Regions from separate parts of the Homo sapiens genome. Here region 2 is linked to region 1. A link is a loop called in an ENCODE intact Hi-C map of the cell type or tissue named here. Cell type or tissue: Calu3. All regions are shown on one strand. Each heading gives the region's core, and the rest is flanking DNA. Links, peaks and the distances in the headings are about the cores only. Region 1 has its middle 59 kb from the start of SCN8A. Region 2 overlaps SCN8A (sodium voltage-gated channel alpha subunit 8).

What was found. Hi-C counts contacts between places; a loop is a spot of excess contacts. Peaks named below come from ENCODE experiments on the same cell type or tissue, not always from the same donor. Only the 100,000 strongest peaks of a DNase experiment are listed, where the experiment ranks them.
Region 2: it touches region 1 in a loop (5-fold over the local background); 10 of 110 quality-filtered maps call a loop at or near these places.

What each region holds. Positions count from the first base shown.
Region 1 is chr12:51,527,653-51,536,570 of GRCh38, forward strand. No RefSeq gene overlaps it. Among named protein-coding and RNA genes, the nearest start is that of SCN8A, 59 kb to the right of the region's middle. RefSeq lists an enhancer at 4,550-4,609. In Calu3, for the core only: CTCF peaks have their summits at 4,441 (motif pointing left) and 4,642; a DNase peak (open chromatin) is centred at 4,439.
Region 2 is chr12:51,674,192-51,683,109 of GRCh38, forward strand. The region is part of intron 2 of SCN8A (sodium voltage-gated channel alpha subunit 8); the gene reads left to right. Among named protein-coding and RNA genes, the nearest start is that of SCN8A, 87 kb to the left of the region's middle. In Calu3, for the core only: a CTCF peak has its summit at 4,054; a DNase peak (open chromatin) is centred at 4,100.

The DNA.
Region 1 (8,918 bases), core at 2,143-7,142:
TTATGAAATTTAGAAAACCTGGCCAGGCATGGCAGCTCATGCCTGTAGAATCCCAGCACTTTGAGAGATTGAAGTGGGAGGATCGCTTGAGCCCAGGAGTTCAAGACCAGCCTGGGCAACATAGCAAAACCCCATCTCTACCAAAAAAATTTAAAAATTAGCTGAGCATGGTGGCACACACCTGTAGTCCCAGCTACTCAGGAGGCTGAGGCAGGAGGATTGCTTGAGCCCAGGAATTTGAGGCTGCAGTGAGCTATGATTGTGCCACGGCACTCCAGCCTAGGTGACAGAACATGACCCTGTCTCCAAAACAAAACAAAACAAAACAAAAAACAAAGAAAACCTGCCCCTGGATTCTGGGGAATTGCTACATTTTTCAGGGAAAACTCGCCCACACATATCACTAGTTTATTTGAGGGCAACTTCCCTCTTCCCTCTTGAGGTTGGCATCATGGAGAAGAGAGATTTTCTGTCTCAGTACTGAGCATGCTGAGGACTTCCTTTCAGCTTCAGCTACACAGATGAGGGGCAAATTCAATGCCTGCCCAGCAACCACTGGTGAGCCTTCTAGGGGGCCCAAACTCCACTTCCATCTGACCATGATCTCAGCTCCTCATCCCAGTTCTGCCACTCACTAGCTGCATGACCCACCCTGGGTAAGACACTTCCGCACTTTTCGTATCAGTTTCCTTCTCTATAAGAAGCAGGAAATGAAGGTCACTTCATTTTATCCCTGTCATTTTATGATATATTTGAAATCACTTTGCTACAATGCAATGTATGTATTGAGTGTTTAACGTTTATTTTATGGTGCATAAATATCATCCCAGTGGCATTCACAGAGACTGGGCCTCTGTGTTTCATCCACAAGCATTTCTTGGGTATGAGCAGAGCTGTTGCTGAGCTGAGATACAGAAATGATGCAGAGGAACATAATCTGAGGTGCTGGCTCTGCTGAGGGAGTCTCAGGGACTCTGGGACCTCTTGATCTGCCCTTGGGTGTTTTCCTCTTGAATTCCTGTTTCTGTCCTTACTACTGCCCTTGCCTGCTTTTCAGACTTCAGACTGATCTGTCACTGGCTCATCGAGTACCTGAGCTGAGCATCAGTATATCCTGGGGAAAGTCAGGCTTCAGTGAAAGCAAAGCTCCAGAAGTGTTAGCAGGAAAGCTCAAGAACATAGGGGAGTGTGCTCACAAAAGACAGGGCATTCCTGAGGACACAAGGCAAAGGAGGGCATGAGCCTGGGATGGGATGGGCATATGAGAGTAAGAAAGCACGAGAACCAGGAGAGGTTCTGAGGGCATGGTGACATCTGCTGCTCTCCCCAGGACACACAGCCCGCAGAGCATCAGGAATGTGCCAGGAGCTACAGGCAGGGGTTTGGCATGGTGGTGAGCTAATATCTGCAGAATGCTGGGAATGGCATCCGGCACATAGTAGGTGCCATGTAAGTATTTGATACATAAATATGGATAGAGCATTAAGGTTTTTCCTGGCTGCCCTTTATCTTGGAAGGCAGCCTTGCTCCAAGCAAATCTCCAGTGCCTCAGACAAGCCACAGGAATCTCCCAGGATCTGCTTGCTGAAGGTTCAAAGGGCAGAGCTAATGACAGGGAAGAGGCTTTCTCTCCCGCACCTTCATCATCTTCACTCCACAGTCATCTCTTCTTCCTGCTTGCCCTCAGAGTGGGTTGTTATCTCCAAGGAATCCTTCATATGCCAAAGTCCAAGAACTGACCTGTAACTAGACTAGACTAAACTTCCTGAGACACGGACCATGTCTGCCATGTCCATTTTTGCATTCCCCATAAAGCACCATATCTAGCACACAGTACGTGCTCATTAACCCTGTGAAATGAATATATGACCCAACCCTGAGGTAAGTTAGCCTGCAAGTATAACTTAATTAGGCACAATAATATCTGGGGAGAAGTCAGACCAATACCAACCACATAGATTAATTACAGAACAGTCTCAGTTGGGGCCATGTTGAGAATCTGCTTACTGGTGTCTGCGCAGGAAAGGGTTAACGCAGCAGGTATGGGTTGCTCAAACCTTGCACATTCCAAAGAAAGGACTGGGCCCTTGACTGGCTCCTGGGAGGTGACCTTTGAGCCCTTGGAAGATCCTGCCTGGTTGACTTTTTTTCTATGCCCCAGGCCTTAGGCCACACTATCAGTCTGACCAGTTTGTGCTAATAAAGTGATTTATGGTGAATGTCTGGTTTTGTATGCCTAAGGCCCTGCCTGGGCTGTGCACCAACAGTTTGACCTCTCAGTAGCGTGGGGAACTAGAGACTGAGTGGCTAAAATAAGTCATGTGGGTACTGCCACCACATAAAACCCCTGGACAACAAGGCTCATCCCTGGTTGGTAATATTTTGCACGTGTTGTCATGCATAGTTTTTGGGGGAATTAACTGCATTCCCGTCAGGCCCACTGGGAGAGGACACCTAGAAGGTTGAGCCTGATTGCCTGATTTCTCCTGGACATCGCCACCTACTTTGTCCCTTTGCTGATGTTCATCTGTATCCTTTCCCTGTAATGAACCATAACTGTGAGTATATCAGCTTTTCGGAGTCCTGTGAGTCCTGCCAGTAAGTCATTGAATCTGAGGGGGGTCTCAGGGCACAGATAATGCAATGTCTGTTATCAAAGAAGTTTAGAAGTGGATAATTTGTAATGATCTTTGTCTTCAGTTACTCTGATGCCTCTCCACACAATTACTTCATTCATTCATGCAACACGTGTTTTTGAACACCAACCATGTGTGGATACTGCATTCCAGGCACTGGGACATAGCAGTCAGCCAGACAAAGATCCCTGCCCTCATGGAGCTCATGTTCTAATGGGGGAAGGTGAGAGACTAAGCGATACACATAATGAAAAAGGTGATAATGCTATGGTAGGAAGAAGTAGAATAGGTACAGGGGATCAGGAGCACTGGGACGGGGGTGGGGCTCCTTGAGAAGGTGAGATGTGGCTTGACAAAGGTGAAAGTGTGCCATGGGGGTTCCTGAAAGTTCTCTGGAGGACTCATTTGCCCCTTGAGTGCTTGGGCCATGGCTCTCATTCTTTAATGAGCACCAGAATTACTTAGGAAGTTTGTGAAAGAGGCTGATTTCCAGACCCCTTTTGTGTGTGTGCGGTGGGATGGGGGCTGGCGGGGAAGTTAAGATTATAAAACGCACTTGCCGTGAGCCTGATGCTGGAGGTCCAGGAACTGCACTTAGAGACCCACTCCATCAGGCAGGCCTGGGCAAGGAATGAGAAACAGCCCTTGCTCTCGGAGAGCTCCCACTTGAGTGGTAACAGAAGGGAGAGCTGGGTAAAACACAGTGCCTGTCAGAGCATCTCTCTGCCATTAATGCATCCATGGGGAACGTCAATGCCCGAACTGACAATTAGCTGAGGGTGGAGAACTCTGAAGGGATGCATTTTGAGGAGCTGGGGTAGAAGGGATTAGGGGACAGAGGTGAGGACTCCTGCAATAAAAATACAGGTTCCCCAGAGCAAGACCAGAGGTGCTGAGAGACCAGAAATGATCTCTTCTGAAAAGACAAGAGGGCTTGGAATCTTCCTGGGTTTCCCCAGTGGTAGTTCTGTCTGCAAGACAAAGTCTTTGGTCATGGGGAGACTGGATAAATAGAAGGGGCCTTGGAGAGAGTAGCAAAGGCGGTCGGAGCCGCACCCAGCTGTCCTCAGATCCCCTTTCCAGCTGTGTATGTTCACTGTCGATGGCTCCTATCAACACCTGTCTTCAGACGATAAAGCACGGGCTCCTGGGGCTAAGTCACCCAGATGCACCAAGAACTGGAAGGGGCTGCCAGTTGACGTCCCCCTGGGGCAGCCGTGGTCAGCCATTGATGGGTGCAGCAGTACAAAGCCCTGTTCCTTTGCCCTGAGGGAGGGCAAACTCTGTGCTGCAAGGCACGCCCCTGGAGCTCCCTCAGGCATCAGGCTGAGGCTGGGACTTCACCCCAAATCAGACACTTGCCTGGCATTTACTCTTTCCCTATTCTACTGTCCCCACTTCCTTATAATATTTTCTTGGGAATATTTCCTTAGTAAACCACTTGAGCATGAATTATTGTCTCATCTGACCATAGACAGAGAAATACTTTAAGCACCAAAGCAACCCATACCTCGGCTCCCAGTTCCTTAGGGAGAGTGGGGAATAAACTCCCATGGCAACCCAGAAAGGCAGTCCTCTCCCCTTCCCCAGGCTGGACTGCCCAAACCTGCCCGGCCTGACTGCTCTAGAAAGGGCACCTTAGTGTCCATGGAGAGGTGGCACCAGGGCAGGTGGCACCAGGTTTCAGTTACCGCCCCTTCTTAGTAAACCCAGAAAGCCGTCTAGACAGTTCTGGGCATGCAAAGCCCCACTCAAGACTGGGCTGAAGAATCGGACTCTCCTTCCCGTCTTTGCTATGCCTGCCCTCTGCTGGAGGAACTCATGAACGGCAGCTGGTTAGAAGGGAAGGAGTGAGCCAGAAGCACCAGGGCTCCAAACCCCACCCATCCTTTAGGGTCCAACTCAAATGTCGCTTCCTCCAGGTAACCTCCTCTGATTCCCGCAGCTGAAAGCAAGCTCTCTGCTGTAAGCCCCCACGCCCTTCCTCTACGCGTCCCTAATGGTGCCGTCTACCTTATGTCCTGGTTATGCATTACATGTTACCTCCTCAGCTCATCTGTGAGCTCCCAGGGGAAGAGGATTTTTTTTGTTGCTGGAATTTACTCCCAAAGGATTTTGCACCTCCCTAGAAATATCTCCCACAACTAAGCCCTAAATTCACATCATTAAAGAGAGCCTTTTGAATTCAAGTGTTGTATCTCTAAAAAGGCCCAATTAAAATGTAACTATGAAAAGACATAACCAAGTTGCCTGGACTGTGAGTCATTAAACATTTAGGACATTAGCAAATTAATAGAGCTCAGAGTGCGGAGAGCCGAGGTGTTATCAGAAATGTTTTGGGTGCCAAAGAAAGATGAGAAAAGGAAGAAGGGTAAAGAAAAAAAGAGGAAAAAGTTGAGCATGAGGAACTTCTGAAGAGAGTTGACTGGATAAAGCTGGGGAGGGGCTGGGGGGTTGGAGGGAGGCAGGAGGGTAATAAAGTCCCATTTACCCTGGGGTAGAGATTCCAGAAGAACAGGTGGGGGACACATATCAATAGTGCCATTTTATCTTGTGGACCCAAAAAGAAGTTACTGGGTCCAAATGCCAAAAAAAAAAAAAAAAAGCCCAGTAAAACAAAATTTATAAATGCTTAATTAGACATCAGTAAAACATAACATTGTCAATTTCATTAATTGTTAAATTTAGTATTTATAAATATTTATTCCATTTGAAAAGAATTTTGTGGGTTAGATTTTTTTCACTTCTTAAGAATTCCTGGGTAGAGATGGTGACTCCTGAGTAATCGTAGCCAATAATAAATTAAATATTACTCATCGCCAAATAATTTCCAAAGCAAAATTATAAAATTCCTTTCAAACTTACAGGGCAGGGTCAGGCACGGTGGATAATCCCAGCACACTTTTGGGAGGCCAGGGCGTAGTGGGTCACTTGAGCTCAGGAATTCAAGACCAGCCTGGGCAACATGGTGGGACCTTCTCTACTCAGCCTCCTGAGTAGCTGTAGTCCCATCTACTCAGGAGGCTGAGGTGGGAGGATCGCTTGAGCCCAGGAGGTAGAGGCTGCAGTGAGCCGTGTTGGTGCCACTGCACTCCAGCCTGGGTGACAGAGCAAGACCCTATCTCAAAAAAAAAAAAAAAAATTATAGGGCAAATTATATTTAACATAGGATATGAGTGTGTTTTAATATATTTGCTATAATAAAACTAGGAGTCTCTGGGGCTTACAAAGTTCTTAAAATGGCCTTTAATATCAAAGATCAATTTCCTCCATCTGCTTCACAACAGTTTCACCCTAGATGATATCAGAGTCCTCACCTTTCATAAGCAGACAAAGCACCCAGAGACAAACTGCTTTCTTTTCTTCAACACAATTTGAATTTACCTTCTTGTCCACCTGCATGGGCAAATTAGTTGGTGATTAAATGCTTAGAATAGCTAACTATAAAGTTTTTCTGCTCTCAAGGAACTTTCCAGAGGGAAACAATGTTATCATTTCTTCTGTATATTTTCTGTGCATTTTATGTATTTCCAATCAAAAACTAAATACATATTCTCCAACTTCTCCTTTTAAACAAACATTAATATTCTGTGTATGTTGCTCACATTGCTATATTCCTCTTTTTTTCTACTTAACAATTGAATCCCCCTTGTAGAGCCCATAATTATTAGGAAATTAACAGTAACTCTCCCTCCACAATGGTCGAAAGGGGGAGTAAAGTACAGCCTTTAAGAGGTAGGAGCAATTTGCATCCAGAAAACACTGAGCTACTGAATGTAGTCAAAGAGAGCCCCTAAGTCATTTTATGCAGAAATAATTTAGACACTGGCAGAGCATGTCAAAGTCAGGGATATGGACTGGGTGAGCTTGTAGAAACCTGATGGCCAAGAGTGACAATTCTTCAGTGCAAGAGAAATGGTGCTGGGGAAAACCAGAGCCTTGTCTTTCTCCTCCCCTTCCTCCTCTTCCTCTTCCTCCTCTCCCACTTTTCTTTCCTCGCTTATTCTTGCTGGAAAAAAAAAAAAAGGTTGCCAAGAAGGCTGCAGGAATAGCCAAACGCAAGCAAAGAGAGGCTGATTATTCCATAAAAGCTGCACACACACTGGTGGCGGGGCGGGGGCGGGGGGGGATGGTGCAGGCAGCAGAGAACAGAGCTGTCATGCAAGCAGCCAGGGAAGCCGGGGCTGTCCATCCTTAGGAGGGAAAAGGAAGGAAGTCCCAGGTTTAGTCAAGTCATGTTTTCTTGACTTGTATTTAGAAACTTGGAGAATTCTACAGTGAAGTGATATTTATTTCGTGGCTGCTGTGCACCAGGCAGTAGGACACAGCAGGGAGCCAAACAGATAACAGTCCTGGTTTCATGCCGCTGACTTTCTAGACAGGGAAAAGCCAGTAAGCGAACACATGGCACATGTATGTGACATAAGAGCAGGCTGTGATCAGTGCCACAAAGACACAGAAAGAGGGTAAGGGGACGGAGAATGATGGGGTTATATGTGAGGTGTGTGCCTTTAGCCAGGGTAGGCAGGGGAGGCCTTTCGGAAGGGGTGGTGTCTGGGCGGAGACACAAATAAAGATTCCATCTCTGGGTAAAGTGGGTCCCAGCACGGAAGCCCTGGGTCTTGGCAGTGTGCGGGGGCTTGGTGGAGATGAGGCCACGTGGGGCAGAGTCCCAGGGAGAGGCTCATCCACAGGTGAGACCAGCACTAAAACAAATGAAACGGAATAGAGTAGAAAAGAAACATCATAGTGCACCGGGAGTAATACAGTGGGGATTGTCTGGGGACATTTCTGTTGCAGATATATACATGTGTATGTAGTAGGTTATAACTGAAAGAGTCTTTTCCAGTCAGAAAAGTGTCAAAGCCCCTGAAACGAAGGTACAGAATCTGGACGCGGATTATCTTCATGCATATATATTAGTATATATACATATATACATATATATAGTAGTAAACTTTTTATTTTGGAATAATTTTAAATTTACAGAACAGTTGTAAAGATAATATAAGGGTTCCTCTATTTCCCCTCACCCTGTTTTCTCTAAAGCTAACATCTTTCAGTGCCCTGCTACATTTGTTAAAACTGAGAAAACAGCATTGGTACATGACTCAATTGAACTCTAGACTTAACTTTTTTTTTTTGAGGAGTCTCGCTCTGTCGCCCAGGCTGGAGTGCAGTGGCACGATCTCGGCTCACTGCAATCTCTGCCTCCCAGGTTCAAGTGATTCTCTTGTCCCAGCCTCCCACGTAGCTGGGACTACAGGCACGTGCCACCATGACCGGCTAAGTTTTGTATTTTTAGCAGAGATGGGGTTTCACCATGTTGGCCATGCCGATCTCGAATTCCTGATCTCAGGTGATCCACCCGCCTCAGCCTCCCAAGGTGCTGGCATTACAGGTGTGAGCCACCACGCCCGGCCTTAATTTGGATTTTGGTAGTTTTTATGGTTTTTAGTACCAGGATCCAATCCAGGGTCCGGCTTTGCATTTAGTCATCCTGTCTCCTTAGCCGCCACATCTGGTCTGCGATAATTTCTGTCTTTCCACGTTTTTCATGACCTTGGCAATTTTCAGAAGTATTGGTGAGATATTTTGAAGACTCTCTCAATTTCGGTTTTTCTGGTGTTTTGCTCACTATTAGAATGGGTCTATGGGTTTTTGGGAGGAATACAACAGAGGCGAAGGGCCCTTCTCATCACACCTTATTGGAGGGTATGATATTAACATCACTTATCACTGATGAAGTTAACCCGAACTCACTGGTTTAGGCAGCGTTTGTCAAGTGTCTCCACCATAAAGTTACTGTTTTTTTCCTTTCATTACTATATTCTTGGCATGTGAGTAAGTCCAGCCCACACTCAAGGGTGGGGGGCAAGAATTAACCTCCACTTCCTAAGATGAATTTATCTACTTATATTATTTGGAATTCTTCCATAAGGATGATCTGTTTCTTGTGCCCATCTATGCATTGAATCATTAATTTACACCTGTATGGACTTATGTATATTCCATACTTTGTGTTGTAATCCAGTACTACACTACTTATTTTGTTCCTCAACATTATCCCAGCGGTGACCACTGGGAGCTCTTTCAAGTTGCTTCCTGTGTCTCTGGAGATCCTTTCATTTTCTGAGCACTTCCTTGCTCTCCGACACTACAAGTCGCTATATATTTATTATATATATTTATTATATTTTAATATATATAATATAATAAATATTTAAATATATATATATTAAATATATATATTTAAAATATATAAATATTTATATAATATAA
Region 2 (8,918 bases), core at 1,551-6,550, 150 kb after region 1:
GGAAATAACCTTTGGGACCCATTTTGAGCTAGTGCAGCCTTGCTCTGGATTCTTGCTCTAACTTGTGCACAAGTGTCCTTCCTGCAGGCTTGTGCCAAGTATGTGGATCCAAATTAACAGAAATATTAGCCCCTTCTTGTCATCTTCTTTTTTTTTTGAGAGAGAGAGTCTTGTTCTGTCACCCAGGCTGGAGTGCAGTGGCACAGTCTCGGCTCACTGCAACCTCCGCCTCCCGGGTTCAAATGATTCTCCTGCCTCAGCCTCCCTAGTAGCTGGGATTACAGGTGCACGCCACCACGCCTGGCTAATTTTTTTGTATTTTTAGTAGAGACGGGGTTTTGCCATGTTGACCAGGCTGGTCTTGAGCTCCTGACCTCAGGTAATCCACCCGCCTCGGCCTCCCAAAATGATGGGAATACAGGCGTGAGCCACTGCACCTGGCCAGCCCCTTCTTGTCTTCTAATGGCCACTCCGTGTTTGGAGCCAAAGAGCTGAAGGAATGGCAGTACTGTGTGATAGCAGTGGCAGCATCATAACCACATTTAACGAGTGCCTGTTCTGTACCAGCCACTGTGTTAAGGACTCCTTGTGACCCTTCATTTAATCTTTATAACAACCTGATAAAATTGGAATAGTGATTGATGGCACCCACTTTATCAATAAGAAAACTGAGCCTTAGCAACCTTAACATAAGTTGCCTAAGATCATGACAGCTAATGAGTGACAGAGCTGGGTATTGAATCCAGGTCTTTCTGGCCTCAAAGCCTGTAAACCACTCTGCTTTGCTGCTTTCTAAGAGAGAGGAGAGTGAGAATAGATTCTAGAATATGAATTCAGTAAATAGAGGGGTTAATATGCTTTACATAATAAGCCTGCATTTTGCTCTTGCTTAGAGCAACTGTAGTCTGTGCACTTTAAGAGGTTAAAGTAGAAGGTGATCAAAGTCAAATTTATATCGAAGGACAACAAGGAAGAATGGCCATGGAGGAGGGTCAGACCTGCCCTGCCCTGGGAAGCAGCATTGTGCTGGCTCAGCATTGAAGCAGGTGCACAGTGCTGCTGCTCTGCCCGGTATGGCTTCCTGTGACCAGAACGTGAGCAGGAAGGGTGGCAGCTACTCCAAATGTAGGTTGGAGAGCATGGGGTTACAAGGTCAAAGCAAATGAAGAAGTGTATGCAGAAGCACCTGGAAAACTGTAAAGCCACAGGCAGATGTGGTGCTAGCATTATCTTCATCAAACTGAACTTGGAGAAAAGACCATAAACAGCACATGTAGGGGGTTCCGTTTTGCAACAGTTAAAGTTATTAAGTAGAGGAGATTCGTTCATTGATCTGAGGGTTGGACCAGATGACCTGGTGCAGTAAAAAGAGTTTAGAACTAGAAGCCGGGAGATCTAGTCCCTGGCAACTCCCCCGCCCCGCTCCTGCTCACTAGTGCTGTGACCTTAGTTTGGGCAGAGCATTCTGTGCTTGGTTTCTTGTTTGTGAAACGAATAGTTAGATTTGAGTAATAGTTTTGAAGCTTTTTAAAATTGTAGTATGCCTTGATAATTAAGAGTATAGGCTTTGTAGTTAGATTGCCTCAGTTCAATGCTAAATTTCACCACATAATAGCTGTGTTGTCTTGGGCAAGTTACTTAACCTCCTGCCTCAATTTTATCATCTGTAAAATAGTACCTACCTCATAGAGTAGTTGTGAGACAATTATTATATTAAGTATCTTAGTAGGGTGCCTGCCTGCCACATAGTAAATGCTTAATAAATATTGAATTTTATTATTTCTTCAAATAGACTCATAGGTAAAATTATCGGTTACTAAGAAGGAATTTTTAAAATACGGGATTTAGTGGTCTCTTTTGCTCCATTCTCAGTATCGTGTAATAGAGGCGTGGAAAATGATGGTTCTAAATAATCACACAGCTCAAATAGAAGTACACGCCTAGGGAAGAATTTTGCTGGTGTCTTTATGTCCTGCTTTGGTTTAGTATTTCTAAGGGGAGCTGGATAGTACCAGGACACGGGTACTCTGGAAATGCATTCCAGTTATGCCTTTGCTGGAGACTTTCCTGGGACACACTGGGGCTATATAATATAACCTATATTGTAATTTTACTTGAGGAATTCACTAGGCAGATTAGCATAAATCAGGATTCTTTTCAACATGGCATAGTCATTTTTACATAACAGGTCATTTGTTTCTGAACAGCTTCCTAGCCTGATATAGAATCTGTTTAGATTCTGCATTATATTTTCCGTTATTAAACCAGGGAAATTTTGAAAAGACACTTATTTGTTGCTTGCTATATTGGCTGTATGCATACTCAGAAATGAATGCCAAATTGCTGTTGATTAATGAACAACTGGCCAGTTGCCTAGTTCAGAAAGAGGTGCATAGGCCTGGGGGAATAAAGTACATATATTTTGTTTAGGCAGGCAAGAATTTAAGGCCAGAGAAGTTGGCTAAAAATGAGAGGACCAGTTAGTTCTAGAAATCAAAACAGTTAAGATCTAGGGACAGTCATAAGTCATTGCCAGTAATAGTTATAGTCAGATAGACTCAAAGGTTCCCAGCTGCCCTCTTGTTGATTAGCTAAACCTCTGAGCCCCTAGGTGTTCATTATAGCCAGAAGCTCATCAGATGCCTGCAGATTACCTTTGCCCTAGTTGAGATGTTGACCTCTCAGGATGGGGAGAATTGGTTGAGTGAAGAGCTGCTCTCCTGGGCCATGTGTTTCACAGCAAACCAGGGAATGGATAATAAATATTTCTCGAAGAAGCTTTCTCTTCTATGATATTCTCCACCCCTGCATTGAGTACTCTTCTATATAAAGTCTTTTCATATATATGCATCCTTTATTGTTTTGTTTTATTTTATTTTATTTTATTTTATTTTATTTTATTTTATTTTATTTTATTTTACCAAGACAGGGTCCTGCTCTGTTTCCCAGGCTGGAGAGCAGAGCTCACTGCAGTTTCAACCTCCTAGGCTCAAACGATCTTCCCACCTCAGCTTCCTAAGTAAGCTGGGTCTACAGGCACATGCCACCATTCCCAGCAAATTTTTTTTATTTTTTTTGTAGAGATGGAGTTTTGCCATGTTGCCCAGGCTGATCTCGAACTCCTGGGCTCAAGCGATCTTCCCTTCTTGGCCTCCAAGAGTGCTGGGATTACAGGATTACAGATGTGAGCCCATCCTGTTTTTTTTTAATTTACACTTTTTGTGTGGCTAAAAAAATTATTTCAGTCTTGGGATGGGGTGGAGACATGCTAATAAACTAGCTGTACTGCAGTCCTGTGATGACTGTGTGTGTTCATTGTTTTGCATTTGCAGTATGCTAGGATTTGTTTGGTATGCATATGGACGTGCTCTACCTGGCCTTGCACGGTGTTCCTTCCCCTAATAGTGGGCCCCAAAGAGAAGATATCTTACCCTGAGTTAACAATGGCAATGCTTCTACATTGTGTGCTCCAAGCCCCACATTGCTAATTAGAAATGAAAAGCCTGTGCTTTTCAGAAGGCTCATTTTATGCCACATGACACATTTATTAATACTCCATGCCATAACTCGTTAAGAACTGTTCTGCCGCTCTTAATGGACCTTGTGCTGAAACACATTCAGTGGCTGTTGTTGTAAACTGATATTTCCCCTTGGGCAGTAACCGCAATCCAATTTCAATTTCCCTTTTAACTCATTTACTTCACAAAGATCTAATTTGAGACAGATTAGGTAAAATATTATTGGACTTCATGGGCACCAAGTGATTGTTGTTTAAGAAGTATTGTAAAAACCCAAAGCTTGCTGTCCTTTCCACTATATCTAGGCTTTGAAGGATCTGGCGTTAGAGCGTAGTGTTGAACGAGAGAGGACAAATGTCCTTTTCTGGATTCCCACCAGAAGTTTAACGATGATTACAAACGTTTAATCAGCCATATGAAACATATATACATATATCTCTCTCAAAGTCAACCCATCACCAGTCATTCCTTTCCATTCTCCCATATTCACTGTTCTCCTGAGAACAGGGGATAAAAGTAGGGGAGATAGTGCAGGGAAAAGCATTGTGTGACGCAGTTCTGCCTTGGGGCTGCTCTATGCTCCCCCCTGCTGACATAAGTATGGTACTATCAAGCACTGTTGACCCTGGACTTGACAGACTTCAACATAAGGAAGCAGAATAACTAACTCAAGAGAGTTCTACAAGGATAAAATGTGAGAGAATAAATAATAATAGGCTTTCTCCTCAAATTTATGGTTTGCTGCTTTGTTGCACTTAATCCTGGATGCTCTGTGAATTTTCTAAATCGTAGAATTACAGATATCAGTGCTGGAAAGGACCTGAGTATGCCCATCAGGCAGCCCTCTCTCTTATTTTATAGACGAAGAAAATGAGATCTAGAGACATGCAGTGGCCCAGCCAGGCCATACAGTTAGGCAGAGGCAGGGAAGAAGGAGAACACAAATGTTTTAGCACATGACCTGAGAGATGATCTAGTGGTTCCCCAAATCTGGTGAGCACAGATTCCTGGATTCTGCACACTTATTTAATAGAACACCTGGAGAAGGGATTTATGACTGTGTTTTTTAAAAAGCTACTCAGCCTAGGCTGGGCATGGTGGCTCACGCCTGTAATCCCAGCACTTTGGGAGGCTGAGGCAGGTGGATCACGAGGTCAGGAGATCGAGACCATCCTGGCTAACACGGTGAAACCCCGTCTCTACTAAAAATACAAAAATTAGCTGGGCATGGTGGCGGGCGCCTGTAGTCCCAGCTACTCGGGAGGCTGAGGCAGGAGAATGGCATGAACCCAGGAGGTGGAGGTTGCAGTGAGCCGAGATCACACCGCTGCACTCCAGCCTAGGCAGCAGAGCGAGGCTCCGTCTCCAAAAAAAATAAAAAAATAAAAAAAAATAAAGCTACTCACCCCAGGTGCAGTGGCTCACAGCTATAATCATAATCCCAGCACTTTGGGAGGTCAAGGCAGGAGGATTGCATGAGGCCAGGAGTTCGAGACCAGCCTGGACAACATAGCAAGACCCTGTCTCTACAAAAAATAAAAATAAAAGATAAGACAAAATAGAAAGCTAGTCAGATGATTCTTATGCAGTCAGTCTGGACTTAGTCAGGAACTAATATTAGTGTATCCCCTGGGGCAGATCAGTTTTGCCATCTGTTTTTGTATGGCCCACAAGCTAAGAGTAGTTTACATTCTTAAATGGTTGGATGTGTGAAAATGATACGAAATTTAAATTTCTGTGTCCATAAAGTTTTACTGAAACACAGCCACTCTTCTTGGGTTGCATGTTGTCTATGGCTACTTTTACACCACAGTTACAGGGGTAAGTTGTTTTAACAGACACTGTATGGCCTACAAAGCCTGCAGTATTGACTGCCTGCGCCCTTTCAGAAAAAGCTTGCTGGTGCCGGGTATATTACTTATCTCTTTCTCGTGTAACTACTGCAAGCCCCAGTATTAAAAGGGAAATTCCTAAGCTTTGAGTACTTGTGTTTGTCCAAAGACTATCTTGCCTTTTTTTTTTTTTTTTTTTTTTGAGACGGAGTCTCGCTCTGTTGCCCAGGCTGGAGTGCAGTGGTGCAATCTTGGCTCACTGCAAGCTTTGCCTCCTGGGTTCAAGCGATTCTCCTGCCTCAGCCTCCAGAGTAGCTGGGACTACAGGCACATGCCACCATGTCGGGCTAATTTTTGTATTTTTAGTAGAGATGGGGTTTTACCATATTGGTCAGGCTGGTCTTGAACCGCTGACCTCGTGATCCACTCACCTCGACCTCCCAAAGTGCTGGACTTATAGGTGGACTATCTTGCTTTTCAAAAAAGATCCATTGTGAAAAACTGCATGCAAATTATCTGTAAATCTAATTATTTCAATAATAAAACATGTTTTATTGTAATACAATTTCCTACTAAAGTATGGGAGATTTACCTTCATTTCAGGAGTTTAGTGTGCTAGATGTTTATTTTTGTTAACAGAAAAACTGTTTTTATACTTGATGAAGATATAAGATGTAAATATTTAGAAAGGGGTGATGGTAAATGAGTTTTATTTTAAGTGCAACACTCAGTACCCAAATTAATTAGGAAATTTCTATTTCACACATCAAATGTCCTTAGTAAAGCCTTCTGCTTACAAAATCATAGTTTTTGAATTCACTAAAGATGCTTAGTTTCCCCCAGAATCATCAGTCTCCCACTTGACAGCTCATGACTGATCCTAATTCAGAATCCTACCTCCTAGTTTTTCTTCAACCAAGGTGTAACAGTTTCCATTTCCTAATGGCTTCCTTTTGTTTTTCTTCTTCTCCTTTTCCCTCACCTAAAACAACATAAGCATTTGTTCATGAACCAATCAACAGACATTTATGAAGCACCTGCTGTATGCCAAGCACTGCAGGCACTGATTCAGTGATAGGAAATACCCTCCATGCTACCTCTAGACCTATATTTCCATCACGACCAAACCAAGAGACAAGAAAAATGGAAAGTATAGAGTACATTACTTTAAAAAATCCTGCCAGGCGCGGTGACTCACGCCTTTAATCCCAGCCCTTTGGGAGGCTGAGGCAGGCGGATCATCCGAAGTCAGGAGTTCAAGACCAGCCTGGCCAACATGGTGAAACCCTGTCTCTACTAAAAATACAAAAAAATTAGCCGGGCGTGGTGGCAGGTGCCTGTAATCTCAAGTACTGGGGAGGCTGAAGCAGGAAAATTGCTTGAACCCGGGAGGCGGAGGTTGCAGTGAGCCGAGATTGCGCCATTGCACTCCAACCTGGGCAACAAAAGCAAAACTCTGTCTCAAAATAATAATAATAATAATAAATAAAAAATAAAAATCCTGTTGTCTGTCTCCTAAGGAGAGGTTTTGTAGGTGATATTGTAAAGGCCTGGCCCGGTGGTTTTTAGGTCTTGGGGCATGGGCCAGTGCTTCTTTCATTGTTGCTTAGCTGCCCTATCTACCCCGGGGACTCAAATTTCTCATTCACCAGAGAATTTGTCTCCCACACCAACTTCATTCTTTGCCACGTTGCCACTGAACTGCCTCCCAATCTGGCACAGTGGAAGCTGTTGAGAGGCTCGAAGCTCGGCATAACATGCTGCTCTTTGCTGCGTGACCTTTGATAGGTGGTGTTCCTCTCCTGAGCTTTTGTTAAGTGTATAGAGGATAATAATTCCTCCTTCACCCATACTTCATGGGAACCTCATGAGGTTGAATGAGGAGGTTATTTAAAAGGCTATTTTCATAGAGGGAGTTGCTGTAGAAACACAGAGAGGTACAAGTACTTCAGAGAAGGGGTTTGGGGGAAGCCCTGGGCTGTTTGTTTCTTTGAGAAGCCAAGATATGGAAGAGCTATAGCTCAGCCCTCGATATGTTTCAGATGAACCCTAGGTCTCCTACTTCTCTTTGCTTTTAGGATTAGGCTTTTTCTGCAGCATATCCCACCAGAACCAGTATGCTCCATTACAGGAAGAATTTCACTGCAGTACAATGTCAAACACTAGGGATGGTGTAGTGGGCGTTTGTAGAATGAATCTAGCTCAATACTTTTCCATTGGGAAGAGAATGACGTGACTCTGGTAGATTAGGAAAGGAAAGAATAGAAGATAAGAAAAGAACTTTAAAAAACATCACTAATACTGTGCATTGGGAGTACATAGGCTGATCATTATTTTGGAACTGTGGAGGGAAGCATAAGATTGGTTCCTGCCCTCAAAGAACCAAAAGCCTAATTGTAGGGGATGGAGGTTAAAAAAAAAAAGGTGGGGGCTTTTCATAAATGACCTGTATCAGGTTAAGAAGGACCTCTATTACTAGTTTGTTGAGTACTTTTATTATGAAAGGTGTTGAATTTTGTCAAATGCTTTTTTCTGCATCTATTAAGATGATCATGTGGTTTTTCTCCTTTATTAATATGTTGCATTACATTGGTTGATTTTCAAATGCTAAACTATCTTTGCATTCCTGGGATAAATCCCACTTGGTCATGGTGTGCAACCCTTTTTATATGCTACTGGATTTGGTTTGCTGGCATTTTTGTTGAGGCTGTCTGTGTCTATATTCATAAGGGATGTTAGTATAGAGTTTTCTTATGATGTCTTTGGTTTTGTATCAAGGTAATACTGGCCTTTAGAATGAGTTTAGAAATGTTCTCTTCTATTTTGTGGGAGAGTTTGTTTAATTCTTTAAACATTTGGTAGAATTCATCAGCAAAACCGTCTGGTCCTGGGCTCTTCTTTGTGGAGGTTCATTTTTTAATGCAAGGTACAGAAGAGTATTTATGGAACAATCCCATGTGAGAGAGAGACTTTTTAAGGACATAGATGTATGCTTTTATTTACATAGAAAATTTCTAGAAGGATATACAAAAAAACTGGCATCGAAGGTTATCATTAGGTAATGAGATGGAACTTGGTCTTATGTTCCTTTTTTCTTTTAAAAAAATTATGATCATGCATTGCTCCAAAATTTAAAAATAAAAAACTACTTAAAATGACTAGCATTTATTTGGCCATTTGCTCTTTCACTCACACAGTGAGATGTTAGGACTGTGTATCTGCCACTGGCCTGTCTCCTTAGGAACTTGCAGTCTAGTAGGCCCTTGCATCTCTCAGCTTCACAGTCTGCTCTCCCTCTTCCCTATTTTATTCTCCATCAACACTGAATTACTGGTCAATTCCCTAAAAAAAACCTGCAGCTACATGCTACTATGCTTTCATACATGTGATTTTTGTTCCCTTACCTTTCCATCCCTTCTCACTAAATCTGCCCAATTAATTTTTCTTAATTCTTGTTTGTCCTTTAAAGCCCCTTCCAAATATTAGTTACCTTCCTTTGTGAACTTCCCAGCTCACTCTCTTTTTTATTTCCCAGCCAAGGGGAAAAAAATCTCTCCCTCCTGCTGCC